Linked DNA regions of Homo sapiens: region 2 is linked to region 1. The links are chromatin loops, found by intact Hi-C in ENCODE. Cell type or tissue: A673. All regions are shown on one strand. Links, peaks and the distances in the headings refer to the core of each region. The heading gives the core; the rest is flanking DNA.

Region 1 (2,918 bases), core at 331-2,830:
AAATGCTGCCATTTTCTAAGCACACTTACAGACACTTTTTTTAAATGCACAACACAAAGAGGCTTTCCTTTCCAAATATGCCCAGTGCAAATGCCAGGCAAATCATTTTAAGCTAGTACCATACTACACAGGCTCTTTCAGCAAAAGCAAAATTCTTGTCCCAACCGCTAAGGAATGAACATAAGCTACTTCCAAGCTCTAACGTACTAATTCCTAATAAAAAAAAATTTTTTTTTAATTCTTAAAGGCCATTGGGTTTAATTAAACACTAGCTCCAACAAGAGTTCTTCATCTGACACCCATAAAGTATATTATATACATTCCATTTCTTTGGGATGGGTTTCAATGATGGTCCCTAGTCACATAAATAAACTTTTAGCAGGAACATTTTATGTTTGTAAGGTGAGGATCTCACAGCTGCTACAAAAGCAAAATCCAGTCCTGAGTCCGGAACACAGCTGTCTAACAAGATATGAGAGCAAATACAAAGAATTTCTCCCACCAAGTCTTTAGGTAGATGGTTTCTATTTTCTTTGAGCTAACATGACCTAAATCCTCCATCAGAAGAATGTTCTTCAAGTAAAATTAAAAAGTAAAACATAGAAGCAAGTATTAAAAGAACCTAAAGATCCATAAATGTGGCTTTTTAAAAAGTAGTGGTGCTTTCATTCACCACAGAGCAAAACACTAACACAAGTTTACACATTTTTGATCTCAGAAAATGGCTCACTTTAAGGTTTCTTATAGATTTTGGACTTAGAAAAAAACATTTCCATCTGTAACATAGTTTATCTTTGGCACAGTCAGCCTCTCTCTGTTCCTCTACCTTCCTTCCCATCCACCACCCCTCACCCCCGAAAAAAGGCAGTACCAAAGATTTGGCCACAGAAGTCCACAAATAAGAGAGTAGTATTAACTGGTCTTATTTTAAAGGAGCTGATTTATATGTATAACAATCAGGAGCTAGTTGATCAAACTATAAAACTCTGATGCAGCCATGAAAAACTGATGAAAATGTTTGTGGTCAACATTAAGATCTTGCTTTCTCTCATTTAAACTGTACCTCAACTGCAAATACATCAAATGGGAATCTTCAAAACTTGAAAATAGGATTGTGATGGAGGTGCTTATATTTTATCTCTTTTTCAAACTTTCTGTAGTATTTGGTCTTTTTTATAGCATTTTTAGCATGGTAATAAGTGCGATGACAATGAGACAATTCTGGCCAATGGCCCTACTTAGAGAACTTTGACAACTACAGAAAATATTTCCATGCATAACCAAGGCACCGTGTCCAGTTTGCTTACTTTGAATTACGAAATGTATGATCCCCAGGAAAATTAGGATGGCACTATGAGGACCAGAACACAAAGTAGGAAGTACTTAAACTCCTCACCAACTTCTAGAAGGAATGAGATTAGGGCACAAGCTACACTCAGAGTTGATTCAAATGTAAATGCTCTGCTTCCTCTCAAACAATGATAAACTCCCTCAGAGTTAATAGTTTCTCCCTAAGAGATTCATCTCTCTTTTCAACTTAAAGGTATGTTTTGGAGAAAAGGAAGAAACACATGGTGGGGCTTAGAGCAAAACCTTTTAAATTCTTTGTCATAAAAGCTGCAGAGTAAACTACATTTCCTTTACTAATCCTTCGAACACTTGTTAAACTCGAGTGTGCTGACAAATTTGCCACTGCAATCACATTTTGGTTTCTAACAAGTTAAAAAAAAAAAAAACAACTTTGGTTGTACTAAATTGTATTACCATCTTCCTTGAACACCAAGTGAGAATTTATGCTGCCTTCGCAAACTGTTGAAAGAGGCACTCCCTAGGGAGAAATAACTTTTGGCACATTGCATAGCAAAGCTAAAGTTACAAAAGCAGGCTAAAATATCTCTTTCACCACACATATATTTTTCTCTCTCTCCCCAAAGCTTAAACATGCTATGTCCTCTATAGGAAGCTGAGTATGGGCACAAGAACTATATCCGAAGATCCTGACTTTAGGTTCATAGTCTGGAAAAGTTTTAAATTAAATATATGAGATTTTTTTTTTAAAGGACTGTTTCCATGTCATTGAAAATATATTAACAAAACTCCATATTGCTTCACTCAAAAAAAAAAAACACACAGAAAATCATTATCGAGAGTTTCAAAGACTCTATAGTCCTCTACACTATGAAAAATAATATAGCTGTCCTTTTGTGCCAAGAAGCTAAAAGAGTGGAAAACAATGATTTGATGTGACAGAAGAAAGAAAACTAACCAGGCACTGTTAATTATTTTATGATTAGTATTTTATTTAATCCTCATGGCAATTCTAAAAGATAAGCATTATCCAAGTTTTATTTGCAAATGAGAAAATTCAACCAAAAAAAGATGAATAATTTCCCCAAGGTCAGATCACTATTAGTTGCAGAGCCATAATTAAAACCCAAGTCCAAAGCTCTTCCTGCTGTATACACACACTGCTTCTGCTAGAGGAGAGGGTGGGGAAACAGCTTTTAGTGACACAAATTCCCATGATTCCAGACCACAGGGCAGTTTCCCAGGGGTGGCAGAAAAAGCCTAAAATGTAAAAAGTACAGGCTGACGCCGAGGCCCGGGGTAAATGCCTCATTGTACTGTGGGAAGTCTGATGGACACTTGGTAAATGGGGAGGAAAAGGCATTCCTCGCCCAGGGAGACGAATGTGAGAGCGCCTTCCTTTAAACTTTTCGTCCTAAGCACGTCTGCTCATAGAAAAGGCAGAATAACATCTTCCAGAAAAATCGCGGGAGAGAAAACTGCAGCAGAACTCCTGCCGCTAATATAAATGCCCTCCCCCTAGACCTACCCATGAATTTCCATTAAAAAAACAATACAGCAAATGGAGTAGCCATTCAACCTACTGGAAATGAGATATTTATCAACAATAA
Region 2 (2,918 bases), core at 322-2,821, 140 kb after region 1:
TTACCAGCTAAGTGCCCCTCACCAGAGGAGCTGAGGCATCCCTATTGATAAAACCCCCTGGAAATTGAACCAAAATTGGCATCCCTCAAAAAAGTTGATCCACCTAGAAACGGATGAATCAGTCCTGATTGGGTGGACATGCCCTTTCACCTCATTGTGTCTGACCTATCACTTAATTAATCTCTCCCAGAGCAGAGCTGTTGACAATACCAAAGATAAGCAGTATTTTGAACAAAGCAGGAAGCTTTTAAAAGAACAAGCCACAGTGAGGTTTGAGGCTCTTAAAAATGTGTAAATCATCAGCATTAGGATGTAAGGTACCTTTATAACGTAGCTGAAGCTCAGAGATGATCCCACCTTTGCCAGAAACTTTCTGTGCCTTTCTTTAGCCATGGATGTCTTTAGACATTCATATTCTGCCTCTCCCCTCTGCTGCTGGTTCCCTTTCTCCTGTCTTTCCCTTTCTCTGGATTCATACTCTCCATGGCTACTTTCCTGAAAATTGTTCTCTGCTTTCCAGCCTTGCCTTTGGCTCTTCACATCCTTTTTTTAGTGTTAGGGCTGTCGAGGTAGTCAGCTTCTAAGGCTTTGGGGGACAAACTATCGACTGCATCTGCTGGTACCTATGAAGGAGGACATTTGTGCTGCAGGCACCTTGGTGACATACAGGGAATAGTTCATTAATTAAAAGACTTGCTAATTGCTGCTTGAATTACTGTACAGAAGGAATGAAATGAGTTTGTAAAAGATGACGATTTGGAGAATGCATTTTTTTTTGTTTAAAATATTTTTATAAACAGCTCCTAGAAAATGTGTTGCTTTTGCTGTTGACTCTATCGTCAACAATTCAACTGAGCTTCAATTAATGATAATATATGGTCTGGGATCCTTCGCTGGGCCCGACTGATGGAAGAGCTTTGTTGAATTTGGTGCAGGTGGCACTGTTTAATAAGCACAGGAAAGAGTGAATAATGTAGTGCTTGCAAAGAGAAGTAAATGCAAAATAGATCGCTCTAATTATGGCAGCCCCCAGAAATGGAGATGCAAGCTGAAATGGCCAAGTAGCTGGGAAATTCTAAATAGTGTCGATTGTCCCCTGCCTTTTTACTTTCGAGGGCTGACATGGTAGCTTAAAAGTAAATTTGGGTGAGCTCATCTCACTCAACACAAACAGAAATTCAAAACCTGAGTCTGATGACCTATCAATGTTTGCCTTCACTGTCTAGAATCCATTACCAGATAGTAAAACTCAGCACTAAAACAGGGCCATCTGAACATTTCTTCCTGCAAGAGATCGGCACAAGCTCTTTACAACTAGCATTTGTATTTTATTGCAAAGTGCCAGGAGATTTTGTTTTTGTTTTTGTTTTGTTTTGTTTGAATTTCTTTATGCTTGAGAAAATTAGCCTATAGGAAATCAAAGTGTGAATACTTAAGCAAACAGAATTTCTCATATACCTGCAAGGGCTTGTAGTGATTTTCATTCATGCAAAGATAATCAATGGGACATTAGTTGTTTTAATTAATGGAAGAATAAAAATGTTGGGGAGGGGTGCCAAGGGACTGGGCTTCAGCTGAAGCATGTGTGGGAAATGACTCATTCCTCACCTAAAGAGACAATGCCAACTTCCCAAAAGCAGGAGAGATTTGCTAATCAAACCAGTGGAAAGTTGGACTTGGGTGTGGGAGGGGTCCTGTTGAAAGTGTAGGGGGAGATATGGTGGTCACACTGGGCATTTTTCCTCCCCTGCAACCTCAGTGTTCCCCTTGGAAAACTAACACATCCTACATCATCTTCTAGGAGAGGAATTGTCTTACTTCCTAGGAAGTTGCACTTTGTGCTGGGAGCCTAGCATGCTTTGTGATGGTAAAATAGTGCCAGTGGCTGGGAAGCTCAAATCAACATTCTTTAGCCTGGACTAAAGAGAGGCTGGGGCTGAATGGGTGTGCTAGACATGGGGTGATCTGTAAAGCGTGGCTCCAGCAAGTGGGTAGAGACCCTCGTCCTCTGATTGAGAACCCAAGGAGGAGCCAAGTCCAGCATCTTTAGCTAAAAACTCCTTTTTTGTTATGTAGAAATGTTTACCAAACCCAACTCCAGTCAGTGCTGGCTGGGCACTCCAGTCGATTGGTGTTAGCGTATGGGAAGCTCATAAAAGCTTTATGGGGAAACCTGTGCTTAGAAATGGAGTTTAGAGGTGTCCTGCTGTCAGAGAAGGATGGCAGAGATGCCTTTGAATGAAGAAGGCTGTGATAGGAAAAATTTTTAGTCTCAAGTGCATGGAAATATGAGTTGTCAGACAGTCAAGGGTTCATCTGCTTCCTCCTCTTCCCCCGTCCCCACTTTTTCCATACAAAATCTTTTGGATTCTCCTCTAAGCAAAATGTGGTTTCCTATGTGAGGAAATTTGTTGCTAGTTTTTCTTGTGCTTCAACCTGAAAGGCTGGCAGAGCAACCAGGTTAGCAAAATGGCCCTACTAGTACTGGATATCATTCTGGGCTAGATTAAAAAGAAATGATTGTCAATAAATGACTGTAGTTATACCAGTTGGGGAAAAAATGGCATCTTTTTGCAACATTTACCTTTTTTGGTTTTGCTTCCAGGGAAATTTACATCATTGCATGGAAATTAGCCGTGAGGGGATGCAATTAGCTATAGTGTATTTTGTTATAATTGTTCTTTCAGAAAAATCTGATCTGACAGATTTATATTGTTGACAATGTGATTTAAGCAGGACCTAGATACATACTTTCTGCACCCTAATCAATAATGGTAAATCCTTTTGCTGAGGTGAACAATCTCTGACCTAGTATTCATATTTCTTTTACCAATTCCCTGTAATAAAATTGAACATTTTGTCACCACTTTGAGAAACACTGCCAAACACCTTAAAACACATGTCACATGCCAGCAGCC

Evidence for each region. A loop is a pair of places that touch in the nucleus more often than their neighbours do. Peaks named below come from ENCODE experiments on the same cell type or tissue, not always from the same donor. Only the 100,000 strongest peaks of a DNase experiment are listed, where the experiment ranks them.
Region 2: a loop joins it to region 1, with 1.8 times the contacts of the local background. A loop is called at or near these places in 1 of 110 quality-filtered maps.

What each region holds. Positions count from the first base shown.
Region 1 is chr9:123,861,876-123,864,793 of GRCh38, forward strand. The region is part of intron 2 of DENND1A (DENN domain containing 1A); the gene reads right to left. Among named protein-coding and RNA genes, the nearest start is that of DENND1A, 67 kb to the right of the region's middle. RefSeq lists enhancers at 994-1,536, 1,537-2,078. In A673, for the core only: no CTCF peak of the experiment used is centred there; DNase peaks (open chromatin) are centred at 1,526 and 1,716; H3K27me3 peaks cover 1,190 bases.
Region 2 is chr9:124,003,631-124,006,548 of GRCh38, forward strand. LHX2-AS1 (LHX2 antisense RNA 1) reads right to left here. Exons shown (of 2, transcript NR_135129.1): 2 at 2,647-2,918. Among named protein-coding and RNA genes, the nearest start is that of LHX2-AS1, 4.3 kb to the right of the region's middle. RefSeq lists an enhancer at 1,196-1,953. In A673, for the core only: no CTCF peak of the experiment used is centred there; no DNase peak of the experiment used is centred there; H3K27me3 peaks cover 2,500 bases.